Regions from separate parts of the Mus musculus genome. Here region 1 is linked to region 2. The links are chromatin loops, found by intact Hi-C in ENCODE. Cell type or tissue: left cerebral cortex. All regions are shown on one strand. Links, peaks and the distances in the headings refer to the core of each region. The heading gives the core; the rest is flanking DNA. Region 1 has its middle 180 kb from the start of Gm39377. Region 2 overlaps Gm10635 (predicted gene 10635).

Region 1 (11,015 bases), core at 1,864-9,863, 240 kb before region 2:
AGTATAATACCACCTTAATATTGATAAAATAAAGTGACTTAAATAACATTGTTGACAAATCTGTGATTTTAAACTTGAAAATATCACCAACAATCTGACTATTCATTCCATGCTCTATGCAGCACCTTTGTAGGCTGTGACTTATTTCATGCTACTTGCTCTTCCTGGCTTACTCTCCATCAAAATTTCTATCTTTCCAAGCCCGATCTTTCTAGACAGTTACAATGTAATATTTCAAGTCTTAGAAGAAAATGTTTCCTTATCCCCAAGATCCCTATTTTAATAGCCCTACTTCTTTGTTCTCCAACTTTCCAGAAGGTAATGAACTTTTGCCCTGGTTCATTTTTTTTCTCTTGAATCTGATAGACTCAGTGCTCTCTATCCACCACTCCACTGAGTTGTTCCCATGAAAGACATCAACTATTTTTTCTTTAATTAGATTTTTTATTTCCATTTAATTAATTAGATCTTTATTTACATTTCAAATGTTATCCCCTTTCCTAGTTTCCCATCGAAAACCCCCTGTCCCCTGCCCACTCCCCCTGCTCACCAACCCACCCACTCCTACTCCCAGACATCAACTATTAAGGGTGGTTTTTTAGTCCTCACCTTCTTTGGGTTTGCAGTAAATTTATTTTTAAAATTATGTATGCTTTATGTAGCAAGTGTTTCCTATTTCAACTTACAAAATTCTGTATGCAGGATAGATTTCTACAACACAACTCCAATCAAATTTAACAACAGCACAAGTGTTAGGGTATTCAACACATTCATTTATCCCTGAATACATGTACATTTCAGACTCACATATAACCATGGACTTACCTGACCTCAGGAAAATATCCCATTCTTTATTCATAAGATATAGAGTGCCAGATTAGATGATATAGCAGGAAGTAGCTTCACCCTAGGATGTTCCACACAGTTCTTGACTTCAAAAGAAAGTCAGTGGAAATATAAAGCAAAGGACAGTTTTGATATTTGCTTTTTCAATGTGGAACTTATGAATATTTATTCTTCATTCTAGATATCAGTTGTTCTCACTGGATTGCATTATCTTTCCATATATGCATTTTCACAAGATCATATCTGGTCAGTGAGTAGCCTCATTTTGCTAGCAGTTTATATTTTATATCTATCATATAAAAATAATTGTCATGTTATCTAGTTGACAGGGATGAAAGGCTAAACCTCAAATCCTATTTGACTATGTTCATTGTTTATCTCCAGGTGTGTCTAAATGCTAAAAGCAGAAAGTCCTCATCTGCATTAGGAATACTAAATTCTATTGTGTATCAAAAATTTTAATCTAAAGATGATGCTAATGTGTGTGGTGTGTGTGTGTGTGTGTGTGTGTGTGTGTGTGTGTGTGTGTGTGTGTGTGTGGTATGTGTGTGTGTTACACATGTGCACAGGGGAGTACATACCAGTACATGTGCTTGTGGAGACCAGAGATCAACTTTAGGATTTCTTCCACCATTGCTTTCTATTCCACTCTTTGAGACAGTATATTTTTACTGAGCCTGAAACTTCCCATTGGAGCTAGGAACGCTCACCAGAAACTCTGAGGATCCTTCTGTCTGTCTAGCTGTGCAGTGGTTTCAAATGTCCACCACCACACCCAACGATTTATGTGAGTGCTAGAGATCTGAACTCAAGTTCTCCTGCTTATGTGCCAAGCAGTTTACCCACCGAAGTACAGGGAGAATATAGTCAAATTATAATGTATGAGATTCTCAAAGAACTAATAATAATGAGAAAAAGTATATACTCATATACATACATATGGTTTAAAAACAATAGATGAACCTACCAGGGACTATTTATTATTGTGATGGTCTGAAAATAATTTTCTCAAGAAGACTCATCAATGTTTGCCCCAAATGAATTGCACTTCGAAGAAGAACAAAGTATCTCCTGAAAAGGATGCTCAATTTAGCAGTCTGATTCCTGCCCCAACTTCATAAAGCTCTTACGCAGGTTATAATAAATATGCATATTGTTTAGTTTTGTGTTTGTTTTTTGCATGTAAATGATGTTTGTGTGCATGTGTGTGTGTTCGCACATGTGAAAGTATGACGTGGAACCCTGTAAACTTAACTTAATGAAAAAAGATCTATCACTGGCTCAAAGCTTGCAAATTCTGGCTAGTCTTTCTAGCTGGGTTGTTCTAAGGATCCTCTGTCTCCACTTCTTATATGCTTGGATTACACATGGCTGATACACTTCCTAGCATTTACATAGGTTTGGGAGTCCAAAATTTGGTCCTGGTACTAGTGAGACAAGCATTTTATCCATTCAGCCATCTCCCTATCATCTGGCTTATACTTACTGTCCTTTTTCATATTTATCTAATTTTCCATATCTGAATGCATGTATTGGTTTTAATTTAAATCAGATTTATTTTAATTGACACATAGAGTAAATTACAAATATAATGAAGTAACACAATGGTTCAATGCATGTTTAAATATGACCATTTCCTTAGACATTTATAGTTTCATTCTTTTGTTTATATATGTATTTTAATTATGTGTGCATGTATGTTGGTTTTGGCATGTGTTAGTGCTGGTGGCCTGGGAGTACAGAAGAGATATCCTGGAGCTGAACTTTAACCTCCTGACGTGGGTGCTTGGAACTGAATTCTGACCCTCTTCAAGATATGCAGTTTTCCCTGCTTAGCTACTTCTCCAGCCCCTAGCTATTATTTTTGTATGTGATGAAAACCCCCCATGTGCTAGCTATTTTTATGACAGATTGACACGAGTTAAAGTCATCTGAGACAAGGGATCCTCAATTGTAGGCAAGCCTGTAAGGCTTAATTAGTGACTGATAGGAGAGAGTCCTGGCCATTTTGGTGCCATCCCTGGGCAGATATAAGAAAGCAGGTTGAGCAAGCCATGAAGAGCATGAACATAAACATCCCACCCTCTGCATAAGCTCCTGCTTCCAAGTTCCTCCTCTGTTTAGTTCCTGTCCTGACTTCTTTCAATGATGAACAATGATATGGAAGTATAAGTCAAATAAACCCTTTCTTTCCCGAAATGCTTTGTTCATGGTGTTCTATCACAGCAATATTGACCCTAATTAAAATATTCACTATTCTTTTTTTCCAACTTTTAATAACATACAGTACATTGTTATTATCTACATTCACCTTCCTAGGCAATGGCTTGCTAGTCATTACCTTTTACACTTTATTTGATTTGTTGAATCAGCTAGCTAGCTATGATTTGTGTTTATATGTAACTTTTTTTTTGACAGAGCTTTTGTTTCTCCATAATTTGAGCAGCATTGGTCTGATGACATCATAACACTAGCTGACACAAAAGCTCCTCACAAAAATGAAGATTAAATGAACATTTAAAAAGTTAAATATTGCATAAAACTACATCAATGTACTAAAACATGGTGTATGGTGAAATAGCAGATGTAATCCTGCCAACCGAGGCAGACCCTGACAAATGATAAGCAGCCGGAAAGGTTTTGAATCCTCAGAGTCACTGAACTGGAAAGTTTGTGTGACCTTTGCCACTGGGTTTTCAGCTTGTTGTGAAATGAGTGTAAACTGATCTTCTGAACCCAGACTTCCCTGATGTTTGTCAAGGGCGCTTTGAGCATTGGCCGATTCTAGTTCTACTTAGTCATCCACTGTGCTCATCAGACTAAACAGTAGAGTGGTGAATGTCATTAACACGAAGAATAACTTCTTAGTAAAAGCAATCTTGAAGTGGCAGTTTGCCAACTAAACTGATCGTTTATGAAACTACTCCTGGAGGCCAATTTAATATCAACTTGTAACTCTGCATATAATTAATTAAAATACTGTTAAATGTGTAATTTTATTATATTAATTTTTTTACAAAAATGGCATGATGCTTTGCACTAGGGTTCGACAAATTATCATGCATAAGTGCTCACTTTCATTCACATTATTTATGGTTACATCCTTCTTATAAAAGTAAAGCTATGTAGTTACTGCAGAAATAAAGTGATCTGATAAATTTAAAATATTTATAGTTTTGTCCTTTATAGGAAAAGTTGGTGAATCCTCCTTCAGACTTCGATTCATCATCATACAGCCAGATTTCAGAGTTACATACAGTTCGTTATCTGTCAAGGTCCACCACAGACAATATCCATGCTGCGTCTATCACAGTCCTATGAAAAGTTGTTATTCTCATTAATTATATGAGTGACAAGAGGGATGGAAATTTAAATATTTATACTCATAAAGACAGTGAGCCAGAATTTAGCCTCAGTTCTAGTCCACGGGATTCCTATTCAATTCACATATTTCCCAGTAAGTCCATTGTTTTCCTCTTCCAGGCAACTCTTCTGATCTCAAGCTATTGGAAAGGGTACCAAAACACAAGTTAAGGGTTGTAGCTACCTGGATGTATAGTTGAACTTAATATATAGCTTGATACATTGCACTTCTGCTGAAGTCTAGATTTTATCCAAAAACTCAGAACTGCCTGGCATCGTTTATTTTGAAAATTTGTAAAAGCCTGTGTTTGAGTATTATAATACTTGCTTATTAATTAGTGAGTGGAGTTTGTCAAACTACTGGCCACAAATGATCCAGTGACAAGATATTCCCCTGTAGCCATGATGTTTTTTCTCTCTTGAAACAGGGATGTCATGGGCATCCTTCAAGTAATTTCCTAATTCTACTAGGACTCATTAAGCAAATACCTAATTAAACAATTTCTCACTTCTAGTCAAGAAAAAGACTTCTGACAAAGTAGGCAGGTTTTTGTTTTTGTTTGTTTGGTTTTGGTGTTTATATATACCAAGTCTCACCATGAAGGATTTGATAGAATTTCACAAATCAATTAATCAACAGGCCATTTCACCCAACAAAGTAAGTTTCAAACATTTGATGACTTCATTCTCAGTGCAAAAGAGCAGAGAAAGCAAGGGCATGTCACATCACTATCACTAAACAGTGGAATTTTGAAGGAAAAATCATTGAAAAGACATACACTCCAAATTTCTAATTTTGTTGACTATTAAACCAAGGGCTCCATCCTAATGTAGGATATAATACAGTTGTTAACTTGTCCTTCTTCCTGTTATTCCAGGGATTGTTGGTCCTCTGACCATGATGAACAGTTCCCCACACATCCCTGGGAAGACACCAGGATATCCTGTAGACCTTCTGCTCCTCTAAAGGACGTAACTTTAAAGTCTTCACATTCTGTGAGTTAAGAACATTATTTCAGCTTACACAGGATACTTAAGCTCCTCAATAAGAAAGTGACACTGAAAAAGCTTCATTCATCATGGCAGTTGAGGTATATGACCCATAATACAAACATACTCTGTTCTTATCCCCCAAAATAACCTTAGTAGTAATTAGACAAGGAAATTAAATTGTGGAATTTTGACATTAAAATATAAAAATATAAACATATTAATTAAATATTCCATAAATAAGTTATTAAATAAGAGTTATCCCCAAGCTAGTTGTAAAAGAACTAATTTTTTATCTGCCCATTGAGAAGAACTGCATAAACAAGGTTTGTGTATGAAATCTGGTTTTTCATCTTTTCATCTGTCCTCACTCATCCCTCCACCCTAAGCACATTTGTCTTTCCCTGCCCCTGCTCCACCCTGGCTGGAACTGTTGCTCCTGAAGCATGAAAAGGAGAGGCTGAGATCAAGGGGTTTCTGAAACTACTGAGTTTCTAGGCTGGAGTGGAAAGAATGGCATGAGCTCAAATACTCAATGATATGTTCAGAATTATATTGACAGAACTCAAGAGCCTATTTTTACTAATGAAAAGCACAGGCCTCTTAAGTACATCTTTCCTCATTTTGTTTCGTTCCTTACAGCAAGTTCACTCCTTCTCCCCCACCCACCCACCCAGTGTCTAAATATGCAGAACTTCTAGCCAAACTTTGGCACCCCACATCCTTATTCCTTGAACAAATGAAGCCATTGTGGACACATTTGTGCTCATATTCATCATTTACATGTCCTTATGGTATTGTGTTTGATCGTGGAAAATATTATGGGCACATTATTCTGGTTACTTTGGCAAAATGAGATCTTCTTCATAGTATTCTATTTCACACACTGTGTGAGAGCAAGAGCTTTGCAGACTTTCCCCCCAGTCCTCTCTGAGTCATCCTGTCTGGCATTTCAAAATACATTCCAAAGCAAGACGGGAGACTAACCACAACAGTAGCAGAGACACTGTTTGAGAGGAAATGCTTTTATTTGAGCTAAGGGGACGAAAATGAGAAAAAGAAAAAATAAAAGGAGATAGAGAAAGGCAAATCAACTGTGTCAGGGTCAAAGAAAATGTGGAACACTGGCTACTCTTTGTCATAGTCTTGTGTGAGTCTTCTGGTAACAAACTGTGTGGAACAGAAGAAGAAAGTGATATAGAGACTTGAAGAAAATGAATTACAAGTAGAAACTTAGGTCCTGACCTTGATCTGGGTCTGTCTTGTTACAATGGGTTCTCTGTTTTAGAGCAGGCCAAGGAGACCTTGATTTTGACTGCTTGGTCCATTGAAAGACAGCATGTGAGTTTCTACTTGTAAGTTTCAGTCTTTGATAGGGAAAAAATGTTCTATGTAAGGTCCTCTTACTGTGTTAGAGCATTTTCCTCTCTAACTCCATCTGCATATGTGGGTTGTAACTTGATTCAGGTTTTCTGCTTGAAAGAAAGCGCACAAACCACAGAATGAGTTCCACATCAGCAGCACTGAAGGTCACATTGCATTGAACTCTAAAGAGTGGAGTTGGGAAGAAGGGGTAGCGTCATTTATTGACTTCCTTGCCTTACATGGAATGGTCATTGCTTGAAGGGCACTCAGTTATATTAATAGAATGTAGCTGCTTTGGAAAAGTGTCCCATACATAAGAAATCTAGGGTCTGAAGGACCCAGTATCAATCTAATCTACTCACACAGACAGATGGAAGAGAAGTGAAGGTGTTGAATAGCATTGTGCCCGTCAATGACAGATGGCTATAGGGTTGTAGTCTTATAACATAAAAATAGAACTGAAAATCTCTATTGCCTAAAGCCATCATAGCCACTCATCACTTTTTAAACTGCTGTCATTATATAAATATAATATCTATATCTATTTATATATCTGTATATTACTGTCAATCATAGAAAAAGTGCAGCAGTGCAATTTTGCAAGTACTTGGTAATAGTTGAATTTTACAAGTTTATATGTTTCTATAGTATAATATTCTTGTTTGAAAAGAGATTCCTAGTAACTTAAAAGAAAGCTTATTATAGAAATAGTATGTTGCAATACACCAGCATCATCCTGAGAGTCCTCTGGCTTACCATGCCTATAGGCATTGTTTACCATGAGGACTAAATAGGAGAATTAATAGAAGATAACAATTAATCTTAGAACACATATATCTACCTCATTGAAAAACACTGTGGGTTGAAAGCTAGATTTAAAATCTCAATTGCTTTGACAGGTTTCTTAGTGAAAAATGTGGGAATGACAGAATGTCTTGGTTAAGGTTATTATTTTTGTGGTGAAACACCATGAGCAAGAGAGCCTTGGGGAGGAAAGGGTTTCTTTGGCTTTCATATTCTAATTCACAGGTGTGTTATATGTTTTTATGTCAACCTGACACAAGCTAAAGTCATCTTGGAGGAAAGAGACTCAGTTGAGAAAATTCCTTCATGGGAGCTATTCTTTAGATCTTCCTGTTCTGATTTCCCTGGTTGATGAAAACTACGGTGGCAGCGTAAGCCAAATAAATCCTCCCCCACCCTCAGGTTGCTTTGGTTCATAGCAATAGAAACCCTACGACAAAAGTAAATCGAGAAATGCCAAGGCAGAAATTCAAGCAGGAACCTGGAGTCAGAGACTGATGCAGAGGTCAGAGAGGATTGTTGTCTATTGGTTTACTCCTCATGGCTTGCTAAGTTAGCTTTCTCATAGAACCCAGGACCTCCAACTCAGGAATGGCAACACCCACAATGGAGCTGAGCCCTCCCCAAGCCATCATTAATTAAGAAAATGCCCTACAGGCCTGCCTACCAGATATTATGAAAGCATTTTCTCCACTGAGGTTCCCACCTATCCTATGACTTCAGCTTGTTTCAACCTGACATAAAACAAGCCAACACAGAGATCATGGCAGAAATCCTCCTCTTGAAACTGCATTGGCTAGCTTCTCTTTAATCTCAGCAGCTGGAAACCATGTAGTATATGTATCATCATATTTAGTGATTTAGTGATAGATCATGAATCATTTAGTAATGGGCATCTTCTGATAAATGCATCATTAGGTGATTTTGTGTGTGCTATATGGTCATCATAGAATACACACACATGATGCTGGATGGCATGGCCTACTACATACTTAGGGAATATTGAATTCACTCAATCACAGACCACACACACACACACACACACACACACACACACACACACACACACACCAGTTGCTTTTAGGCCATGATAAACAAGTAAACACAAAAATAATCAAGCACTAGAGAAAAGGATTAAAAAAAAAAGAAACTAAGCAAAAACAAGCTATAGATATCTGTTCTTAACCTGGTTTAAATGGATTCCCAACACTCTGGCCTTCTCCTCAGCTGTGATCCATCACTCAGCACAGAAATCGACGTTACCATTGGCTGCTTTGATTCATGTATAGTTAGAAGAAACTCAAGGAGAATGAAGACTGAAGTGTGGACACTATGCCCCTCCTTAGATTTGGGAACAAAACACCCATGGAAGGAGTTACAGAGACGGAGTTTGGAGCTGAGATGAAAGGATGGACCATGTAGAGACTGCCATAGCCAGGGATCCACCCCATAATCAGCATCCAAACGCTGACACCATTGCATACACTAGCAAGATTTTATTGAAAGGACGCAGATGTAGCTGTCTCTTGTGAGACTATGCCGGGGCCCAGCAAACACAGAAGTGGATGCTCACAGTCAGCTAATGGATGGATCATAGGGCTCCCAATGGAGGAGCTAGAGAAAGTAGCCAAGGAGCTAAAGGGATCTGCAACCCTATAGGTGGAACAACATTATGAGCTAACCAGTACCCCGGAGCTCTTGACTCTAGCTGCATATATATCAAAAGATGGCCTAGTCGGCCATCACTGGAAAGAGAGGCCCATTGGACTTGCAAACTTTATATGCCCCAGTACAGGGGAATTCCAGGGCCAAAAAGGGGGAGTGGGTGGGCAGGGGAGTGGGGGTGGGTGGATATGGGGGACTTTTGGTATAGCATTGGAAATGTAAATGAGTTAAATACCTAATAAAAAATGGGAAAAAAAAAAAAAAAGAAGAACGCTTGACCAGGAATGAGGAATGATAAGCCTGGAAGGTCAGTGTGAAATCATTTGGTAGGGTGATTGGTAAGTTACCTGCCCTTTGGTAGTCGATTAGGGCAGGAAAGAGACCCATGTCTGCTTGTCAGCATGTACTATGAAGCTACTGCATTAGGCTATTAGTTTTGTTATTTTAATTAATCCTCATAACTTCATGATGCTTAGGAACAATTAATCTACTCTTTATAAATGAAAAAGCAAATAGTGTTAATTTGTTAAAATAGCAGTGCTGGCAAATATTCAAGTTGCCTCTTCCAGTTCCAAAGCTTCACACTCTGTAACACTGCATTTGTACTCACATTCACTTCTTCACATAGAGTCATCCCCTTTCAGTTCTTTCCCCCTAAGGAATTCCCAGAGGAACAATGAGTTGTGAAAATAAGTATCTGTTAGGGAAAAAAAAAAGGCCAGAAGTTTTAAGACCTTGAATAATTCATTTGCCTGGCCTACCCTCCCTCGCCAGTTACTTGCGAATGGATTTTGTTTGTGGAGATGAAGAACATGTGCATGGCCCAATCCAATGCACAAGGGGATAATTTATAGACAAAGCTGAGTAGACAGAGTCAGGTCTGTAGAGCCTCACGGGGGTGAGTGTAGCCTAACCATAGTACAAAACACCCAGTGACATATGAAAGAAAAGAATAATGTCCAGACTAACGGATCTTTGAACCACAGGAAGGAGGTAGTTTGAGTTTGCTGTCTTATATAATCATGCTGAGATCACTGAGAAGGTGATATGTCAACAGAAATCTGAAGAAAACAAGATGCAGAAATTCATGCTATTTGTGAAAGAATGGAATTGTTCTGCTTCAATGGAACAGGCCATGAAAAGCAACATCAGGCTAAGGATCCATGAAGAACAGAAATGAAGTCCCTGTTCCTGCAGCAGAGACACTGAGGGAAGAAGACCAAGTGGCAACGCCAGAACTGTTACGTGGTGCAGACCACAAGCCTTAGGGGCACATGAAGGATTTTGGCTCCTACTGAAAAGAGGAAATCTTGGAGGAATTTGAACTGATAGGTAATATAGAATCTTTGGACTTCTTCCCTCATATTTTCCCTTTCCTAAAATACCAGTTACCTGAAGTTCCTCATCCTTCTCTTCACTATGAATAGTTCTAGATGCTAATCTCTGTTCCTTGAACACATCCCCAGTTTTCACTTGGCCTGTGCTTGACCACTAGTTACTCTTCTAGAAGCTCTTCAGTCACAGATTCAGTGGAAGTGTCTATCTTTTTCCAAGAAGGCGTGAATAGATGCCCTTACAATGATCATCCATGGCATACATCTTCCAGACAAAATTTGTTGGAATATGAATAAATAGAAAAACCCCATTAACAGTTCTTTAAAACGAAATGCTTGCCCATGAGGTTCTAGAGCTTTCCAGTACTGTTATCAGGGATGTTCTCAAAGGCTCAAACTCAAGCTACCTTCTTCTCCCTGTGCTCCATAGTCCCTTTGGCTTGTTATTTTTTCTTTTCATTGTATATTTTATTATCATGTCTGGTTGTCTGTTAATGGGACCTGTGTTTATTTGTTGACATTTTCTCTTTAGAGGAATAACCTGTCCATTTAGGTATACTTTGTTTCACTTTCCATTCTTCTGATTCATTATCAGCACATTGAGCTTCATCCTCCAGCTTCCTCCCATTACTGAGAACAATTGCCATC
Region 2 (11,015 bases), core at 1,090-9,089:
TCTATGTGATTTGAAGCACCAAGCCTGTAGTTTTCAACATAGATATTTGCCCCATGGAATGTATTTGACATCTTCTGGAGGCGTTGTGCTCACATCTAGTGAGTAAAAATCAAGACTAGTAATAAGCACCTTATAGCACCAGAGCAGCCTCTAACAGAACGAGAATCAGTTATCCCACAGTGTTGTTATGCTGATATTGGCTTAGTTGAGCTCATTATTGCTTAAAAATGAAAGCTTTAGACAGGTAAACATGAAAACTAAGTCCAAACCATATCACTTTCAGCCATTTCTTCTGTGGTCTGATGTCCTAGCCAGCATTGCTAAACTATGCAGGATGCAGGCATAGAATTCTGCAGATGCGTGAGATGGTAGTTTTCTCTTTTGTTCCTCTACTTTTCTGCTGTTGTTGTTTACCTTTGAGACTGGAATTGAATTACAACATGTTCCTCTTCTCTGTCCTCCCTCCCAATCCTCCCAAAGATCCCTCCCTGCTCGGCTTCAAATTCATGGCTTCTTTTTTTTTTTTTTCATTGTCATTATATGCATATATGCATTTGCATATACATATATATTCCTAAATATAACCTGTCGAATCCATATAATATTACTTGTATGTATTTTTTTGAGCTGATAGTGTGGCACTGGACAGACGATTGGTGTGCTCCTCTCTGAGAAGCACCATTCCTCCCACTCCCAGTTTCCCTGAGTTGCTTGGGATGCTTTGGGTACGGTTGAGGCCTTGTGAGCTTTCCTTCCTCTGCTGTGAAGGGCTTTGCCTTCATGTTACCCTTTCTCCCCCAGCTTCCTGTGACTTTCTTTCTTAATAAAGAAATCTGTCTTCGGCAACAGTGTCTTCTATGAAACGCAATCTATGACATAAATAAACACCAACTGACCCTTTGTAATTTGGAAATTTAGATTCTTTGTTTACATGCAACCATATTCTCCAGACTGGGAGCCCTTGAGGGGCAGAGTCTGGTTTTATGCCTCTTTGAAAGCATAAAGCCTGGCTGAGTCTACCTGTGGGCTTCTGTAATAAATGTACTTGAGACAAAGCTCTTTGTCGATGAAGGTCTCAGGGGTGGAAGGGGAACATCTATGGGTCACCTGTTATCTTTATTGTGAGTATTTAGATGACATCTGAGCCTTGTTCGGGAGTTATTTTTTAATGTAAAGCTCTTTCACATATTATATTGCTGCTATATAACCAATACCACTTCTTTCTTGGGTATCATGTCGGTAAAGCAGACATATTTTCAACAAAATAAATTTTATTTCTCTTCCTAATTTATTTCTTTTCCCAAATATTCTGAGTCAAGACAAATGATAGCAAAACATGGAACACCATACATCTCTCTCAATTTTGAAATACATCATGTCTCTCAAATTCACCCATTCATTTTTGACTGTTGCTTTAGAAAAGAGCTCTAATTTGTCACCTACCTCTTCCTGAGATTTTTGTAGATTCATTTTCCCCTCTGCTCTGGTTAAATCATACACTGGTTGAATGACATCTATAGCCTACAAAGTAAATCCACACTAAAGAATGGCAAGAGACTCCATGACACTGTTCCATATTACCTCCCCAGACCCATCTGGTACCTGTGTCTATTTTGTTTTATCATTATTACTCCCATTATTAATCTATTCCCAATTTGCACCAGGCTTTATTGTTGTTTCTCTTACCTGAAAGCACTATTTTGATTGCCTACTCACTTGTCATCAGCTGCCACAAAGCGTCTCTCTCGTGCAAATGTCAGTGTGAGTTTCAGATAAGGATGTTATCTTCTAGATTTCCAGAATGTGCTCCCAGCCCAACTCCTTTTTCATTTATTTGTCAGTGTCTGCTATCCACACAATATTGTGAACCCTTTAAGGAAGAAAAGCATGCAGTCACTTTTCCAATCTATTTATTGATTACAGAGCCTTAGATAGGAAAGTAGGTGAACACAGAGCTTTCCTATGGCACTTCTTCAATGAAAACATGTTCTACCAAGCTGAAAGTCCTATTGAAGGGCCCTGTCAGGAATACAGCTGGAGCTGATGTGGCTATACCATTTTGAGGTTAGACTTCATATATAAAAGACATTTAGAAGACTCCTCAGGCATAAGCCTGGAAGTCTTTGAATTTTCCTGACCTAATAGAGTCTGCCAATCTACTTCTCAAGTCTATGTTTTAGGCTTTCTCCAAATTTACAAAAACACAATTCACTTACTTTGCTAAGCTGAATTTAGTTTGTCCTTTAAAAAAAAAAAAAAGCACTCTGTCTTTTCCAGGATCTAGCCAGGTGAGTCTACCTGATCCTTCCTTCCACATACTACACTCAACCTAATAGATTTAACCCTGATGTGATATATGTCCCAGTCATAACTTGTCACCACTGTCTGCACCACAGCCAACTTCTAGGCTTCTGCCAGGATCTGCCCTGCCTGTCTCCAAATCACAAGACCCTCACACACTATATTCAACTTCTCCACTCAGCCAGATACTGTACAACCTTTACCAGGGTCTAGCCCAGTGAGTCTGCCTTATCCTTTCTTTCACAAAGGCTGCCCAACATAGATCTACCCCCAACCTAGGCTTGGACCAAAATACTATCGGCTCTGTCTCCTGTGATCTCCTGACTTCATTCCACTTAAGCCATTCTCAACTCTAGGCCCAAGACACCTGCACATCTTTTCTTCTGCTCTGAACTACTATGTCCATATTAATTACATAACTAACAAAAGATGCCCACCTGCCATTTCATCATAAAAAAATACAAACAAATGAAAGATCAAGCTATTTATCCTCTGTATCCACCAGTCCTGTAGAAATACCTGCAATGAGCACTTTGTGATAAATTCTAGGATGCAGAATTTAAAAGAACAATCACAAAAGAAATCACCAAAGAACACAGTGAGTTTAGAGAAGATACAAAGAAACAGCTTAATGAGATTTTGAAGAAAGAACTGGAGGAGAATAAATGTCTAAATGATGCAAAACAAATAAAAAAGAAACAAACAAAACAAACACCACCAACAAAAACAAACAAACAAACAAAAAAACCATAAACTGATTGAAATGGTGAAGACAAGCCAGGACCTCGAAATGGAGTTGAATAAAGAGATATAAACACTGAAGAGGATTCAGCTGGTGCTTTAAAAGCCCAGCAATTCAACGAGAAAACTCAAAGGAAAGGTTTACCAAGAGACTGAATCAAGCAGAAAATAAAGTTGAGGATCTTAGACAAATTAGCAACTGAAAATTTTAAAAACATATGAACAAACAAGCAAACAAAAAGAACATAAAGGAAAGGCATGACACCATAAAAGATGCCATAAAGATATCAAGATAGAAAACATTCCTGAAAATAAATGAACTGCTGAGGGAAATCATCCCTGGTTTCAAGCTGCACTATAGAGCTGGCATAATAAAAAACAACATGCCATGACATAAGAGTAGGCATGTTGACCAATGGGATAGAATTGAAAACCCAGACACAAATCCACATAACTCTGGATATCTGGGGTTTTGACAGAAAGAAGCCAAAAATACATAGTAGTAAAAAGACAGCATCTTCAGCAAATTCTGCTAGGCAAGCTGGGTGGTTGCATATAAAAGAGTGAAAACAGACCTATATCATTCTACACAAAACTCAACTCCAAACTGATCAAGGACTTCAGTATAAGAGCAGATAGCCTCAATGTGAGAGGAAAGAAAGGAGGGACTAGGACTGAACATATCATCAGAGCCGAGGACTTACTGAATAGGATACAGACAGTACGACATGGAAAATCACACTTTTATAATAGAGTGTCACTGGATGTATCAGCCTCACTCCCTATGCCCAGAAGTACTTCATCAGCATACACAGACTCTGTGGGCTTGGTTGTGTGTGTGTGTGTGTATGTCTATGTGCATGTGTGTCTGCGTGTGTGTGTGTGTGTGTGTGTGTGTGTGTGCGTGCGCGTGCGCGCGCGCATCATTTTGATTGTTTTCTTTTGATATTTTTGTCTTGTAGTGTTTTTTGGGGGGGAGAGGTTACTTTGGTTTGTCTTTAGTTTGTTTTTTTAGTGTGGTTTTGTGTTGTCGTTTCTGCTCCTTTTGGGAGAGACAACATGAAATTGTGTGAGTAGCAAGGTGGCAGGATTTGGGGAAAGGAAAGAATATAATTAAAAGTAATGTATGAATATTTTTAACTTAAAAAGAAGGAAGGGGGAGAAATTTGAGGAAGACAGGAAAGTAGCAAAAAGAAAAAGAACAAGAGGAAGCAGGAGAAAGAGGGATGGGGACAGGAGGAGAAGGAAAACTCTGGTGGCTCGGGAACTTGGGCACACACAGAGGAAGCAATTGCTAACTGGGTAACTTAGAACCAAACTTTAAAGTAGGCATGTGCATCAGGAGTCCCGTAGCTGGAGAGATCTTGATAGAGGTGGTTTAGTTACTACGAGGTTATGGCCTTGTACCTGGAGAAGAGGATCAGCAACAAGAAAACTGGTTAATAATCCTAAACTTCACATGCAGGGCCCGACTTTTTACCAAGTATTACATTTTATGTATAATATCTTTCCTAGTTATGCCAATTTTATAAGGTGATTATTATACCAACCCTATTTTATTTGCACTACCTGGTAAATGACAGAGCTGCAGTTTAAGCCCAGGGTGTATAAATTGAACTTGAAACTAGTTCTTAAATGTGCTGCCCTGGAGCGGTGCATTAGAAGGAAAGCCAGTGAGGGTAGGCTCAGGAGAAAGACAGGATACAGTTGCAGAAAAAGCAACAGGACTTCATGACTTATTGAATGTGAAGCAAAAATAATAAATCTTGACATAGGTATTTCAGGTCTGTATGATGAAAAAAATGATAATAAAATTGACACAAAAAATGCAAGATGGGGTGATGTGGGCCAGCCACACAAATAAGTATTTGCTGTAAATTCGTTTTGGGTAATAGAGGATGCTAGAGAAAAGTACCTGATAATTTTGAGCATGTATTCTAGCTGTAGTTTATGCATCAGAACTCAACATTGCACCACAACTCAAGATGAAAAACATCTATGGAAATCCAACAAGGATCTTAAAACCCTTTCCTTCCCTATATTTTCCTGTAAGTTCTCTTAAAAGTGTAAAGTATAGTAAAATGAGCATTGCTCTAAAGAGCTCCATCTCTGTGGCTCAACAGGCATGTTTCTTTTTTCTTTTTCTTTTTTTTTTTTTTAGCTAACCAAGACTTTCCTGCCTTCTAATGCCAATTTGGGCCCAAATACCATTTTCCCCTAACAACTTCAAGTGTGAAAACATATGCTTTCCTCCACCCGCACCCTGTCCATAACACATTCTGTAAATTTCCATCCTTCTGCAGAAAACTCACCGCTTTAGAACAATATGGGTCTTAAAATAAAGACTCAAAGGCTCAAGGAAAACAGTGGGTTCCTAATGTAAATATGTCATGAAGCCAAAGGTTTGAGAAAATGCGTTCCATAACTTGGTCCTTTTGAAAGAGGGTTGGAGGAGTTGCTGCTTATTCTTTTCCACATAAGAAAGATATATAAAGTTGGTGCGAAAGAGCAAAGTGGGCCCTCAAAAAAGAAATATAAAAATTAATCTTTCAGTGCAGTGTGCAAAGGTGAAGCGTATCCTCCTGCACAGCTCTGCGGGGCTGGGTTGTATTCCAACTCCAAAACGAAGGCACGCCTCACTCTGGAAGAAAAAACTGGGAGAAATCCATATACCTCATAAGCTCTTATTCCTAAAATAAGTACTACTCCAAGATAGATAACTGTCCTTCTGAACCCAACTCTGTCCTGTTCTGTGGCCAAAAGCTAGATATCAAAATGAACTGCTTCCATGCTATTCAGGCTTCCATGCTATTTCTGAATAACCTCAGAAAAACTCCAGTGACTACACAAACCTGATTAATGATGGTAATTAGAAGAATATATGTACATATACATATATATATTTCTGGATCCACAAATTCCAGGGGAATAATTGTCATCTTTTGAATGAAATAGAAGATGGGTATTTTTTAATTAATTATTATGACTTGAAAGGACAAACAGAAGGGAAAGGCAACAGAAAACACACAATTAGTCATGAAAGTTCATTGTAATAAGAACGTCTGACACTGCTCAGCTTAGTTCGAGAGGCAATGCTAATAGGAACCACATTTATCTCCTCTCTAGTCTTTGGAAGTGTGTGGCTGGTCTCCACTGCATCTCTGCAGTATTTTCATCTTGTTTGGTTGGTCCCTCCCAAGTCTCTTGAATGTGTGTAGTGATAAGTGATCTATGGGGATGCTTGTGTGAGCAGGCCACATAGGCAACACCAGCCAGGATGTAAAACTTCAAAATCTACTAAGCAGCTTTTCAAAAAAAAAAAAAAAAAAAACCAATTGTATCTGTAACCTAAAACACAGTTGACTAAAAAACAATGAGTGTAGCCGCCCGGGGCCACTGGAACTGGGTTCCTGAAGGGGAAACTGGGACTGAATGGAGAAAAGAAAGGGAGAGAAATAACAAAACCAAGACAAGATATTGATCAAGGCCCCAGAGTTTACTTAAGAGTCTGAGCTTATAAAGGGGAAAGGCCACACCAGGCTCTTGATGCTTTGTTGCTGGGCTGTCAGCACTTGGTCTCCAGGCTGTTGCTTATTCAGGAATGTCTCAGGAAGACAGACAGCCTCTCCGCAGGTAGCAGAGTCTTGGAGAAGAGTGCAAAGGTAGTAGAACAATAGACCTATCTAGGTCAGAAGACTCCACCCTAGGTGGTTTCTTTTCTTTTCTTTTCTTTTCTTTTCTTTTCTTTTCTTTTCTTTTCTTTCCTTTTTTTTTTTCTTTTTTCCAGACAGGGTTTCTCTGTGTAGCCCTGGCTGTCCTGGAACTCACTTTGTAGACCAGGCTAGCCTCGAACTCAGAAATCCGCCTACCTCTGCCTCCCAAATGCTGGGATTAAAGGCGTGCGCCACCTCTGCCCAGTCTCATTCACAATGGCTGAACAGGTCTGAGCCAACCTGCTCAAGGCTGGAGGAGGCTACGAATGAGCTCAAAATCAACAGTTTCAATGACATCAATTTGTTTGGATTTATTTACTCCCAGAAGGAATGGACCTTGATTAGCATTCCTAGATTATACATAAAGAACTGGCATAAGGTTAGAAAACAATGGAATTCTGACCATAGAAAAAGGATTGAGTGAATCATGTCTTCTTAATGAAATATTATACAGTTATAAATGGTAATTGTAAAAACTCAACACATTGTAGTTTAATCATTCTTTAAAAAGAAAACACTGACTGCACTTACAGAGAATTGTGGACAACAGCTTACAGTATATCATAGTACAATTACATTTCATAATTATATATGGTTTTTATTTTAAAACTGATTTTCACATTGTTATGTAAAAAAGTATTCTTAGACTTCATTTATATTACCATCTATTTAAAATTCAGAACAAAACCAGCTGTCAAGGCACACTCCTTTAATCCTAGCACTTGGGAAGCAGAGGCAGGTGGATCTTGAGACCAGTCTGGTCTACATAGAGAGTTTCAGGGCAGCCAGAGATATCCAGTGAGAACATGTCTCGAAAGGAAAAAAAAAGAATAAAATGATCATTTATCTTGGTTGAGGAAGAGAAAGAGGAACACTGTGCTAGCTTCCAGACTGACTTAGTAATGAGTCAGTTGTTCAAACTCGTAAGTGACTTAAACTTTCTGCAACTCAGTTCTGTCCCCCATCAAATGAAAACACTGTCTTAGAGTTTCAATTGCTGCAATAAAACACCATGCCCCAAATCAACTTGAATAGAAAAGAGTTTGTTTAATATTACAGCTTGTAGTCCATCACCTAGGGAAATTGGGCAGTAACTCAAGGAAGAAACCAAGAGGCAAGAACTGAAGCAAAGGCCACGGGGGAGTGTCTCTTACTGGCTTGCTTCTCGTGGCCTCCTCAGCCTGCCTTTTTATGTCATTCAGGACCTGTAAGGGGACGGCACTTACAATGAACTAGGCCATCTATGTCAGTCATAAGCAAGACAACAGGCCACAGACTTGCCTACAGGTCAAATGTTTCTCACTGAGGCATTTTTTAAAATTAAGATGCCCTCTTCCAGATATGTCTAGATTTTTGTCAAGTTGTCAAAAACCAACTGACACATACTAACAGTGTGAACTTCTCATGAATCATTGAATATTCAATATTCCATTAAAAGATTTAGCAAATCACCTGAAACTGATGGACATTCACTCAGTGGTATCCATGATAGTTATTGTACAAAACACGAAGCTCACATGTATGTCAGTGTATGTTGCAGTTATGTGTGGATACGCAAAAGTGCTCACTTGTGAAAACTATCACACAGCTCACATAGCACTGAGAATAAGACATACTACATGCCAGCAATTCTGTGAATAGTGAACAACATATGTAGCACACTAAAAATAAAGCTTTTTGTCCTTACTGAAGTGCTGAGATTTAGGGATAATTAAGTTATTTTACAAAATAGAAATTGGAGGATACAAGGACTAAAATAATCTTGCAAGTTTGCAGAGATGTTAAATGGCATAGCTAGACAAGAGATACCTTAGAAGATACAAAAAAAGAAATCATGGTTTTAAATGTGAGCCATACTGCTCTCTTTTAATGTGAAACAAGATACACTTAGTTCGAGTTTCAGCCTAGTGCATGCCTCATCTGTCTGGTGAGTTTCAGTAAAATAATGTGAAGGGTTCCAATTATTTATTCACCCACCTGTAGTCCTGAAACCCTGTTGTGAGGTCTTGTCATCTCACAAAAATCCCCTGTCCTCTTGTTCAGCTGTCTCCAACAAAGCCTGCTGTGCTACCTTGAAATTGGGAAACAGTAATATCATCTCACTGGTGTTGAAAGCAACTCAAGAAAACTTTCCACTGCAAGCTGTTTTATCCAGTTAGCTGTGTTCAATTTCCTTTTTATAATTGCGACTCTTGTGGCTTAAGGTGCTACATGAATTTTAGACTTTCAAAAAAAGGACTGAGCATCCAGTACTTCCAAGATTGTTTTTCCCTCTAGAACCCTTTGTTCAAGGAGCCTCAGAGCCCATCCTAGGAACACTGATGTAGTCAAAAAGACCACCAGCTGGCAACCCAGGCCCCACATACACACAGTGTGTTCTTAAGCATCTGCTGCAGGCTTGCTTTACCCCCACAAAAGAAACAAGCTGTGGTCTAGCATGCTATGGTAGCTCAGAACACTTTCCCTGTCAATTTTCTGGAAAAAAAAACCTCACCCTCATGATGCATTACAATTGGTTCACAATGTTGTCCTTCTACGTGACTGAGAACTGGCTAAAAAAAGGAACAGATATTATAAAGATTAAAGCTCACAGTGTTCCCAGCATCACGCAAAAAGAATGTAAGAATTATATAACAGAAAACAGATCTTGAAGAAACTCTTTGATACTAGATAACACACAAAAACCATCCCAAGAGGACTTATTGTGACATTTCTCAGATTGCTTAACGAGCCTTACCTTCTCCCATCCTCCTGACATCCCTTTGCACCAACCAAGGCAATTTACAGTATTACTAACGCCGGCCGGTCCCATCTAAAATGCTTATATGGCTTATATAGGACTGTATTAGTCAAAACACTTGGTAATCTGGACAGTGCTAATGATCCACCATGTCAATTGTTCAGATAACTACAAAATAAATGCATTTGAGAATCCTCAGTCACTATTAATGAGGTGCTAGGAATTTGGGGATTCTCTATCAAATGTTTTTGAACATTTTCAGAGAACTACAGATTGTAACAATGCTACAGTTGCTTCTAGCATCTTTGACCAAAATAACAAAGTGAAAGAATAAACTCAGAAACTGATGCCCCAGTTCTAAGAATGCGTAAATGGCTCCAAAGATTATGTGGTGCTTAGTGCTGATCTCCAACCTGGGAGACTCTAGAATAACCTGAGACAAACCTCTGGACGTTCCTGTGAGGGGCTATCTACATTAACATTAGCCTTAGAAATGTCTGTGAGAGATTATCTTGCTTACATTGTTTGATGTGAAAAGACCTTTAGTGATGACGAATTTCGGTTGTCAACTTGACTGCATTTGGCATCAACTAAAACCAAGCTGTCAGGCAGTCTTGGAAGAGCTACTCATAGAGTCTATTTGAAGCTAGAAGACCTACCTTAAATCTGGGGCACACCTTCTGGGGCACCCCTTATAAAAGGACATGGTAGAAAGAAACTTTGTTTTGTGCCTGCTTGCCCTTTCTCTTACTGGCAAGTTTGTCTATCCTGTTACTATGGCCAGGATTAAATCTAGCATCTTCTGGATTCCAGTGTAGATTATAGCATCTCTCCAGGAGTTTCCAGGACTCTGGCATCAGACTGGGAGTGTGGAATCATCCGTCCCTGCAGACTGAACAACAACCAGATTCTAGACCTTTGAGACAGCCATTGTTGGGCCACCAGGACCACATTCTGTTATAGAGGAATCTGTGAACTATAAGTCTAAGTGAGGATTAGTATCTAGAACATGTAAAAACTGAAAAAAGCAATCAAGAATTCAAATAATAGAATCAAATGGACTGAGGAAAAGAACAGATGGCTCTCAAAAGATGCAACACAAGTGGTTAAAACAAATGAAAAAAATTCAACCTCACTATTGGAAATGTAAACTCAAAATGCATTAACATTCCACCTTACCCTAGTCAGAATGGCAGTCATTGAGAATGGAAAAGAGAACAAATTTCAGTGAGGACGGGAACAAAGGTGCCCTTGTACATTGCTGGTGGGGGTGTAAACTAGTCCTGCCACAGCAGAAATCAGTTGGAGAGTCTTCAAATACTAAAAATATATCTAACATATGACCATGAGGAATAGAAGGTGAGGAACATATGGGCAGGTATACTCAATGTACAGTGTATGCTTATATAAAGATGTCTTTATGTAGCACAGCACTATGTGCAATGAATACATGCAATGAAAAATTTAAAACTAAATAGAATTAACTGATTACCTATTTAGTAAGTACATCCTGAGAGCCA

What was found. Hi-C counts contacts between places; a loop is a spot of excess contacts. Peaks named below come from ENCODE experiments on the same cell type or tissue, not always from the same donor. Only the 100,000 strongest peaks of a DNase experiment are listed, where the experiment ranks them.
Region 1: it touches region 2 in a loop (3-fold over the local background); 2 of 42 quality-filtered maps call a loop at or near these places.

What each region holds. Positions count from the first base shown.
Region 1 is chr9:79,210,001-79,221,015 of GRCm38, forward strand. No RefSeq gene overlaps it. Among named protein-coding and RNA genes, the nearest start is that of Gm39377, 180 kb to the right of the region's middle. In left cerebral cortex, for the core only: no CTCF peak of the experiment used is centred there; DNase peaks (open chromatin) are centred at 5,695 and 6,135; H3K27ac peaks cover 211 bases.
Region 2 is chr9:79,448,815-79,459,829 of GRCm38, forward strand. It overlaps Gm10635 (predicted gene 10635), which reads right to left. Exons shown (of 3, transcript NR_045336.1): 2 at 1,717-1,870. Among named protein-coding and RNA genes, the nearest start is that of Gm39377, 63 kb to the left of the region's middle. In left cerebral cortex, for the core only: no CTCF peak of the experiment used is centred there; a DNase peak (open chromatin) is centred at 5,295.